Regions from separate parts of the Homo sapiens genome. Here region 2 is linked to region 1. A link is an interaction called in ENCODE POLR2A ChIA-PET data of the cell type or tissue named here. Cell type or tissue: MCF 10A. All regions are shown on one strand. Links, peaks and the distances in the headings refer to the core of each region. The heading gives the core; the rest is flanking DNA. Region 1 overlaps LOC105370777 (a long non-coding RNA gene). Region 2 overlaps LOC105370777 (a long non-coding RNA gene).

Region 1 (5,393 bases), core at 107-5,106:
GTTTCTTGGCCTTGTTCCAGACTGAACCAAAAGAGGAAACGAAATAGACAAAGCACCAGATGGAGAGTAACTAGTCAGAATGATTCAGTCCACAAACACCTCCATATCTAAGAAATGAGCACAGGTTTCCAGCACACTAAGGTACATCTGGGTGGGGTGACAGCAATAGGTGCTCATTTGAAGCAGTTGGAGATCATGGTACACAAAACCAGCCTTCGAAGTAGTATGTTACCGCAAGAGCCATGGCCACTTTGAAGTAAAATCAAATTGTCATTGGTGAGATGAAGAAGCTGTGGAATTTCAACCTGGTTGGTTTCAGCACTTGCTGTTACATTTGCACTGCTGTTTAAAATGCTAGTTCTATTGGATTCTGAGGATACTATACAAAAAAAATTCCCAAGAATAAATAAAGAAGTAGTACCCCAAGCACAGGAAATGATCATCAAAACTCATCCTTTCCTATAGTGAAAGGATTACTATTTCACTATTACTATAGTGAAATCAGTAATTTTCACAAGGAATCTGCATCACCAGCAATCCTCCCTGGGGAAAAAAATGGAAGTGAATAAACAGATAAAACCTAAAATAGGGGCTGGGCACGGTGGCTCACGCCTGTAATCCCAGCGCTTTGGGAGGCCGAGGCGGGTGGATCGCGAGGTCAGCAGATGGAGACCATCCTAGCTAACACGGTGAAACCCCGTCTCTACTAAAAAAAAATACAAAAAATTAGCCGGACATGGTGGCGGGTGCCTATAGTCCCAGCTACTTGGGAGGCTGAGGCAGGAGAATGGCGTGAACCTGGGAGGCAGAGCTTGCAGTGAGCCGAGATCGCACCACTGTACTCCAGCCTGGGCGACAGAGCGAGACTCCGTCTCAGGGAAAAAAAAAAAAAAAAAAAAAAAAAAAACCTAAAATAAGGCAACCATTTCAAATAATGTAATAATAAAATCTAAAATATTACACCCATTTGAAAGAACACAAAGATATAACCTAAAATATTGCAACAATTTTAAAGGTTCTATAGATCTAAAGTAGCGGCTTCACGCTTTTTGAATATAATTCTAAATAGCACAATGCTTCCTTTTAATTCTTTTGGATTCCTGGAGAGACAGCTCCTGGCTGAGTATCAGTTGAACACACAGGTTGTCTAGGCTTTTCAATGATGGTGATGGACTTCTTTTAAGCTATCCAAATTTTTTCTTCGAAATCAACATCCTTGATTTATGTCAGCAAAAAAGCAGCTTTCTGGGGTTTCAGTTACACCTGAGCTCTGTCCATTGCCAAGCCCATATGTACCAAGGAGTTTCAGATGCAGGAAGCCCAACAGCATGAATTATTCTGAGACATCACCAGAGAACACAAATAGGCTAGGGCATCAGATCAGCAAGTCATAACTAAGCTTTCAAGCTATAGCTGACAATGAAAATAACCCCAGAAGTCTTGAGAAGCACAACCTATAAAGCAGAGGAGTGTGCTTTTCTGGAGTGAGCATGATCCAGATTTACCAGAGGAAGCATGTCAGCTGTAAACACACTCTTAGCAGCTCCATCCTAACCTGTTCCAGGCTCTTTGGGGACTGACAATCTCATCACCTGCATAGCTTGCCACAAACTTCCACGCTAAGGCATTTGCACGTAAACTGACCTTCACACTTCAGCTAATATCTTCACTGCACAATGAAATGAATGTGAACTAGAAAATCAAATTCTGTGTAAAAATAGGCAAGTCTCTTCCCAAATAAGAACAAAAGCCAAAAATTCACCTTATAAATGAGCTTTAGGAATAAGTTTTATGCTATTTTATTTTTATAGTTCATGAGGGTTCTGCAAATACTATAGCTAATCCAGTGTCACCTCCAACAGGATCTTCCAGGTAGTTGTGATTTATGTCTTTATTAGTCATGTTAATTACATAACAATACCTAAAGGGCTGCTTCTTGCATTCATTGCTTGCTCACACCACAGTAAAAAAATAATCATCACCTGACTGGTATCACAAAGCTTTCTTTCCACTACACTGGAACATTTTTACTCATCTCACACGATGATTTCAGAAGGACTGGAAGTCCATGGGATGGGTGCTTGAGCCATTTGAAGTGGCCTGTGTGTCAGTCAAAACCATTGCACCTAATCCACCTGAACAGGGTATGTAACTTCTTGCCTGAGTTGAGTCTTCTTTACCACAGCAGACTAAGGCAGGCTTTTATCCCCGTCATGGGTGAAAGCTTTAGCAACTGCTGCTCTCTTTCCATGTGGAGGATCATACATTATCACTGTACTTCTGGCCTCTCACCAGAGTCCCGTTCATTCACCCCTTGACAGCATATATAAGCCACATCCTGTAACTTCAGCTTTATCGGTAATAAAGATGATGTTTTGGTGTATGATTGCCTTATTCCTTTGTCTTATTTCTCAGTTGTGTTTGAATTTGGCCACAAAAAAAGGACTTTCCTTAGAATAGTCTAACATTTGGTGGATTGGTTGGAAACACTGAGAAACATAACAAATGGCTGAAGTGGGAAAAATAAAACAAACATTAAATGATCTTGAGCGGTTCTGGGCTTTGGATTTTTTTGTGTGCATGAGAGAGATGTTTTGACCTTAGTGGATTGCGGAGGCTTTTATTAGCTCATAAGGTTGCTTTTTATAATTTCACACTTGGCTTTTTAAAAATTCTATGACTTGGAAAAGGGGCCTTAGGCTTTAGGACATAATATTTCAACCCCGACAGATAATTACAGCTTGTCCAGTGGTAGCTTTATATGGACTGTTTTTTATATGTAGTTGTTTGTTTTATAGATTGTGACAGCCTAAAGCAAGATTCCATTGCCCTCAACAAAGACGTAACACTCAGGGAAAATACCAGGACAATTCAGCTTTGACAAAGTAGTGGCTGGGGGACTCAGAAAGCCTGGGGCTCAGCCAAGTCACATGTGCAGGAATGTCATCAGCAGACACCAATTGCACGAGACTTAGAAAAGGCCTGCCTTAAGTGGATGCAGGGAATCTCATGGTGAAGTCTTTCCCCTAAACAGTACAAGCCACTTGTCTTATCACACACATGCTAGTGATTCAGGGACCTCAGCCTATGCTAGTAGGCAGCAAGGCCACATATTTAGTTAGTGGCTGAGCAGGGATCTGAATACAGGCTGGATTTGCCCCAGAATACAAGCTCTCAATCAACTGTATTATTAGTTTTCTTTTGCTGCTGTATCAAATTGCCAGGAACTTAGTGACCTAAAACAGCACAAATTTATTATCTTACACTTCTGGAGGTCAGAAGTCCCAAGTGGGATCTACTAGGCTAAAATCAAGATGTTGACAGGGCTGCAGGCCTTCTGAAGCATCTAGGAGAAAATCCATCTCCTTGATTTTTCCAGCTTCTAGAGGCCACCTGTATTCCTTGATTCATCCTTAAGGAAGTAGCGTAGCAGCTGTAAATCTCTCTAACTCTGACCCTCTTGTCTTCCTCTTATAAGGACCCTTGTGATTATATGGAGCCTTTCTAGATAATCCAGGATAATCTGCCCATCTCAAATCCTTAATGATGTCTGAAAAGTCAAAGTAACGTATGACAGGGTCCATGGGATTAGGATGTGGATATGTTTGGGAGGAGGTTCTTCCATCTACCATTCCAGGACTCATTCAGCCTCCCCTTCATGTTGACATTGCATCTGGGGCCATAGTTTTTGACAATATACTAAGCCCCACATTCTGAGAATGTAATTTTTTCTGGGATAATTGCTTTAGAGGATGAGGTTTGGCTTCTTTTCTCAATATGGTAGGTGTGGCCCACCAGTGAAAATAATAACTGCTTGAAACTTTTCATCAGTAAAGTCATCAGAAACCCAGCATATATTTTCTGCAGTCCTGCAGGAACCACACCAGCCTCAAGAAGAGCGAGCCCCAGCTGCAAGCCCTGGCAGGACCCCTCACTCTGCTAACACTGTGGAGACCCCTCACCCCAACCCTTAATGGGAAGTCAGTATATAATTAGTCACGTTGGGTTGGGCTTTTAATTCACCAAAGCAGTAGAGTTTGATTCAGACTTTAATTCACTTGGGTTTTGTTAACATTAGACTTAAACTTGCGAAGGGACTAATGTATCGATTTTAATTCTTCTGAGAGAATTTCACAGAGGGAGGAACTATATTCAAATTTGGGGCATCCTCGCTTTCTTGGCATTTTATTCGTGGAGTTTCTCTCTGCATTTTCACTTAATTTTATTTCATAACTTCCAGTAGGTTATATTGGACAGTTACTTCCAATAGATTATATTGAACAGTTGTAGCAGGACAGCACTGAGCAAGGGAAACAGAATAGAAAGAATATTTTTGGCCTTGGAGTCCATTTAATTACTGCATTGTTCTGACCCATTTCAAAGCCTCCTGCAGAAAAATCTCATCTCAGCAGGAGGAAGCCTGCCCAAACCAGCCCTGCTGGGTAAGTTGCTTTAAGTCCAGCAGGAATCAGTGTCTGTAGTGGTGGAGATGAAGCAGGCTGCAGCATGCTATTGCTGAATGGGTTAAAGCTCCAGGACTCCAGGAGGCATCTTTACTTTACAGTCCTCTTACCTCTCTCACCTAGGGCCCCTAGAGTTGTGACAGCCAAGAAATAAGCCACATTCTCTAATATCAGGTGTGTTCATTGAAATGGTGATACTTTGAACTCTAGCTGACTTATTATTTGTCTTTTCTTTTTTCAGTTGGATCCAAATTTAAGTGAAAAATGGGGCTGTTATTTATTGGGACCCCACGAAATTCCCCCTAATTTTTTTTCTCTAGATTGTTATACTGGCCTTCTAGTGGGTCTCTTTCTTCAGTCAGTTCTTGAGGCCTGTGCTGTAGGCATTTGAGTTTGTCATCTTTTGCTTACAGCAGAAGAGCTTAACCCTTTTTGAGACAGGAACCCCTGTGAAAGTCTGGCAGATCCTGAGGACCCCTTTCAGAAATAATATCTTTAAATATGTAACATAAAATACACAAGATTACAAGTAAAATAATCACACTGAAATACAGTTCTCAAAAATGTTTTAAAACAAAATTTACCCTCAGCAGGTGATGATAATTAAGGTAGGAATTAGTGTAGCTTCAAAGAGGATATAAAACATAATTAGTTCTGTAGTTGTGAACGCTATAATTTAAAAAAATCTGCAGGGAAATCAATATAGAAATATAGAGCTTTTTTCGTGGGGGCGTGCAAATATACAATTCATATAATTTATATGAATCCCTATTATTACATTAACATGATTTAGTACTTAACCTATAAGCACCATAATTTAAATATGCTGATAGCACAAATGATATTTCAAGATATCTCTAGCCACCATAACAGAATATGGAAAGATCTATGATCTGTATTTGTAACAAAGTCATAGGAAATAATTCAGAT
Region 2 (5,393 bases), core at 160-5,159, 89 kb after region 1:
CATTCACAAGTGTGTGGGCACACATTTTCCATGTGCCATTTTGCTTCTTTGCTTACGCTTTCAGTATTTCTCCCTGATCCAGAATGTAGTATTCAAGTGTTGATATAGCTGAGTGGTTAACCCAGAAAACTTTTCTAATCCTCCTCCTCTTCCCTTGATTCTTGTGTTATTTTTGGAAAACCTTTAAGGAGACTGTGCCTCTACAAAGATAACAGCCAGATGATGAATATACACACACACAAAACAGAGGGAAACAAAAATCTTGCTCACATACTTCACGTAAAATAAGAATGACATCTGGATACCATAAGGCGGATATCTCATTTTCTGGTAAAAACTGTCTCCTGGTTTTTCTGTTATGGAAGCATAAAGCAAGAGATGCTTTTAAAAAGCCATCTATACTCCAGAGCAACTCTGTCCTCTCTAGGTCTCTGCCTAGCCTGCTTTAACTGAAATGTTAACAAGTACTGAAAGTTTAGTATACCCACTGTTGAAAATTCAGAGTAGTAGTCAATAATCACTAATCAGGATCACTAATAATCACAAAAGGATGCTTCTTTCCATACGGAATAGGTTCTAAGAAACGTTTTCAAGCTCTACAAATGATACTCAGAATAAAAAAAAAAAGTAACTCCAAGATTCTAAGTAATCTGAAAAATCTATCTATATAATAGGACAAAATCTGACAGAAGCCTTTTCTCCCTCCCAGGGCTCTGTTCATTTTTGGTCACTGCATATGTCTTGTGATGTCTGAGGACTTTGAGGTGTCATCCTGAGACAGCAATCTGCATCTGATTTTGCACAGAGGAAACTGACTTGATGCAGATCACATATTTTGCTGTTAGGTCAGGTCTGAGAAAGAAACTCTGGACTTATTCCACTTGTATTTAATGCCTCTGGGAAGTGAATATTCTCAGCAATAAGGTCTTTCATGCTTTTGGGCTTAAGCATTGCCTCCATTTGAAATACTTCCCCTCCTCAAATTCTCAACCTGTTGAAATATTTTGAATCTTACTGAAATACCACCTCCTCTCTAGAGTGCTTCCTTACTCCCTACAATTAGAATGAATGGATCCTGCTTCTGCATGTTCTGTAACATTTTTTTGTCTATTTTGCACATATCTATCCTTTTTACCATTGTTAATTTCATATCTATGATTTCTTTTCTCCAGCAGAAATTCATAAAGTTTCTGAATGCTCCACATACACAGGACAGATGGAAGTAGGACTGGGCTTGAACCATATTATTTTGCCTCTGATATCTAAGTTATGTTTTGTTCAAGAAGATTTAAAAACTCCTGATCTAGGACTTCTCATTTCATATCCAGAATTTCCCAGAGAAACACATTTTCCATGTCTCCTGACCTTTTCTTTTTTCATGCTGTAATGAGGACATTGCAGAGACCAAAAATATAAATCCCTGTTTTTGAGAGCTGGTCATAGCTCAGAAAATCAAACAATGATTCTTCTATACACCTCAAAAAGGCAAAGATAAGACACTAGCCCAGAAGGACAGTGAGCTAAAAGTGTTCATTCGATTCTGGTTCCCTGGCTATGATGGAGAAAAGTGTCCTCCACCCTGCATCTCCTCCAGTGAACTTATCCTACAAATGTTGAGCAGACTCTTACCCCACAATCAGCTCTTCACAAAAGCAGACTCCAATCCAACTAGCAGAAACACTGTGCAGAGGATAAACACACAAAAAACATTTAAGTGATTTATCATATCATGAACTTCAAAAAGTATAGTCTATGCCAAACAGAGTAGAAAAAGGAGCAGAGACCAATCTGTCACCACATCCTTCTCCCCTCATGTCCCCATGATTCTCGTTTTTCTCAGAACTTTTCTCAAACAACTAATTGGTTTGTATTTCTAGAAGCAAAGAATGTAAACAAACACTTTAATGGAATTGATTCATGAGACTGGTTATTCTTATCTGTGTGGTTGCTGGCCTTGAAATCATCTTCTTAAGGGCAAGGAATGACTCTAGAATACAGTATCAGAGCAGAAAATCAAATCTGAGATGCTCAAATTCACGTGGGCTCCCCTAAAGATAAAATACATGATTTTTCTCATAATCACTGTAGCACTATGGAAAAAATACCAGCAACTTTTATACAGTTTTAGCTCAACTCTTCACCTTCAGTGATCCTGTCCTCTAGATAAAAGTGACCGGGTGGCTAATTTGATAACAGTAAGACAGTTTTAGGACTATTTCTAGGCAGAAAACAAGGACTGTATTTTCCAAATCTTCCCATCCATCCCAATTTTCCAGAATAACTGAGAAAGGCAGGCAATAAGTCAATTTTTGAGACCATTCAGGAAAAGTCCTGATATCGTGCACTGTTCAAAATTACTCAAATACCAGTAACAGGTAGCCCTGGGCAAGGACCCATGGAAAAGGCCAAGAGACATAGGTTCTTTTGTTAGCCGCCCGCACAGGCTGTCTTCCGAACAGGACAAGGCATATAGCCAGGTAATGCTGGCTCTACTGTGCCCAGGTGCAACATGCCCTAGAAAAAGGGTTCTAAAAATATCCAAGAGTCATATCACTACTAAAGGTGATTAGTGTGCAAAGTATCCGAACTATATTTATTTAGGATTCTATGGAGGGCTCACAATTGGAGTGGCATGACTCACTATACTTCCTGTGGCTTCTCTGCCATTTCCACCCTCCTTCACAGGCTTAAACATCTGTCGGGACACTGCTAGAGAGACATGAAAATGCAGTACTACTTTTAACAGATTCTTGTTCAGGGAGAAATCTGTTACCCTCTAAACTTTGTTAATGTTATATTTTTCTGAAATCCTAGAGAATACATGAAAAGCAAGTTTCACTTTGTTACCTGTTTATTTTGTTAGAAGTATTTGCAATTATTGAAAGGATAAAGGTCCCTTCCCCTTTAAGAAGCCAGGTGGTAACATAACAGTTGCACCTTTCATCCAAGCAAATCATTCAGGAGAGAATGACTTATGGACAGTACAGGGCACACAACATTATGTTCTGAATATCCCTTTAGAGGGCAATTCAGTGCCAGGAAAGAAGAAAACAAGGGGCTACAGAAATGTGAGGTTTCAGATGGCAAAGGGATGGATTAAAGGGAGAAATCTTGTATTTATAATTTCCACCAAGTAACAGGAGAAATTAATACCTATTTTCTAAACAGTAGTTTACCACAAGATAAAAATTATTGTGGCAGAAATTAATTTAGAAAATACTCATAGTATATTATGTATAAATCCATGTATATAATAGCCATAGTAAAACTAAAGTGAAGATCAACATAGATCAGTGAAGCCACAGATTACTTCTTTTATTAATGCTTTATGCAACCCCCACTCCCAAGCACCCTTTAAACATTTATCTTACTGGATGATGAGTCCATGATTAATTGGCAGTAAGAGCAACAAATATATTTACTATAGTAAAAAAGTCATTGATAAATATAGAACATTTTACATCTTCACCCTGTGGAGAATTAGTTGCACATGCATGTTTATAGCAGCACAATTCGCAAATGCAAAAAATGTGGAACCAACCCAAATGCCCATCAATCAATGAGTGGATAAAGAAACTGTGATATACATATGTGTATACACGTATACAGATATACACATATATATACATCTATATACACATATATACATATATATACACATATATATATAAATACACACACACACACACACACACACACAAGGGAATACTACTCAGCCATAAAGAGGAACGAATTAATGGCATTCACAGCAACCTGGATGGAATTGGAGAGCATCTAAGCGAAGTAATTCAGGAATGGAAAACCAAACACCGTATCTTCTTACTCATAAGTGGGAGCTAAGCTATGAGGATGCAAAGGCATAAGAATGAAACAATGGCTTTAGGGACTCGAGGGAAAGGGTGGGAAGAGGGTGAGGTATAAAAGACTACAATTTGGGTGCAGTGTATACTGCTCAGGTGATATGCACCGAAATCTCACAGATCACCACTAAGGAACTTACTCATGTAACCAAACACTACCTGTTCCCCAATAACCTATGGAAATAAAAAAATTTAATAAAAAAGACATAACGATTATAACCTCAGAAAATGTCTGCAGAGAATAAAGCTACTTCACAAGTAAAAAGTACATCTGAATAAGAAGACTAAATACTGAAAAGAACTCAGATTACCCAAGATTCATGTAATATATTAAATGCAGTTATAATATACCAATGAGATATTTTTTCAAAAATGTTTAACAAAATATTCTGAAATTTTCCTGCGAGAATGAACTATAAAAGTATCCAAGAAAAAAGTTTTAAATAATAAGAGTGATAAAAGTAATAACAAGCAGAGGGAATTCATTAAAGTCATTAAGCCATATTATAAAACAACAACAATTGAAATACTGTAGTAGAAGTCTAAGAATAAACAGATCAATAGAACAAAATATAAAGTTCTAAACTAATGCAAGTGCATGTAAAATATGGTTTGTGATAGGTTTATGTAAAATCATTTGAAGACTAGTATATTATTTAGGTGATAGGCTAAATACAAGGGAGAATGTTAACTTCCTCCCTCATAATGTACACCAAATCAAATTCCAGACATACTCAAGAACTAAATATAACAATAGCACATTTTTTAAAACTGGTAGAAAATATTATGAACACTTTTATGATCTTGGAGGAAGGATATTCTGAGTAAGCAACCATTTAAAGACAAAATTAACTTATAAAAATTATTAAATCTGACTACCTAAAAAGCATAACTTCTGAAAGTTAGAAGTGCCATCAATAAAATTTAAAACAATTTTCACATGCATTCACAAAATTTCACATGCATTCACAAAAAGAATAATGAAAAAGAAACTAATGATGGAAAGAGAGTTAAGTTCTTTAATTATACAGCTCTTAGAAGTCAGCAACAGACACGACAAAAATAAAGACAAAAAATATGCTCAGTATAATAAACAGACAACTCATGAAGAAATGACTGAATAACAAATGAATTATTATCCTTCCTAATAATAGATAAATTTAAATAATGAAATACCATGTTTGGCTTACCAAATTAGCAATGACTGAAACAAGAAGTTCTGATCGGGATGCAAGGAAATGGGGCTTTAATTTGCTATGGGTAAAAAGTGAAAATGGTTCCTACCTTCTAGGAGGGGAGAATATGGATCTAAAGCCTTTAAAATGTACTTTAATCAGAAGCTCCTCCAAGAAAATTAATCAGATACATTTTCTTTTATATCTATATATGTAGATATTAATAGCATGTTGTTTATATTTCAAAAAAATGTAAAACCATTTATAAATTGAGTAAATTTATGAAACCACTTAAAATAATGCCATAGAATAACAGTGATGTAGGAAAAATCAAAATATATGGCTCATAGTTCATAAT

Evidence for each region. ChIA-PET counts read pairs that join two places held together with the same protein. Peaks named below come from ENCODE experiments on the same cell type or tissue, not always from the same donor. Only the 100,000 strongest peaks of a DNase experiment are listed, where the experiment ranks them.
Region 2: POLR2A ChIA-PET joins it to region 1 with 5 read pairs; 5 of 35 experiments call an interaction of 5 or more read pairs at or near these places.

Annotation. Positions count from the first base shown.
Region 1 is chr15:39,196,326-39,201,718 of GRCh38, forward strand. All of the region lies in intron 1 of LOC105370777 (a long non-coding RNA gene), which reads right to left. Among named protein-coding and RNA genes, the nearest start is that of LINC02915, 52 kb to the right of the region's middle. In MCF 10A, for the core only: no CTCF peak of the experiment used is centred there; no DNase peak of the experiment used is centred there.
Region 2 is chr15:39,285,055-39,290,447 of GRCh38, forward strand. All of the region lies in intron 1 of LOC105370777 (a long non-coding RNA gene), which reads right to left. Among named protein-coding and RNA genes, the nearest start is that of LINC02915, 37 kb to the left of the region's middle. In MCF 10A, for the core only: no CTCF peak of the experiment used is centred there; a DNase peak (open chromatin) is centred at 2,647.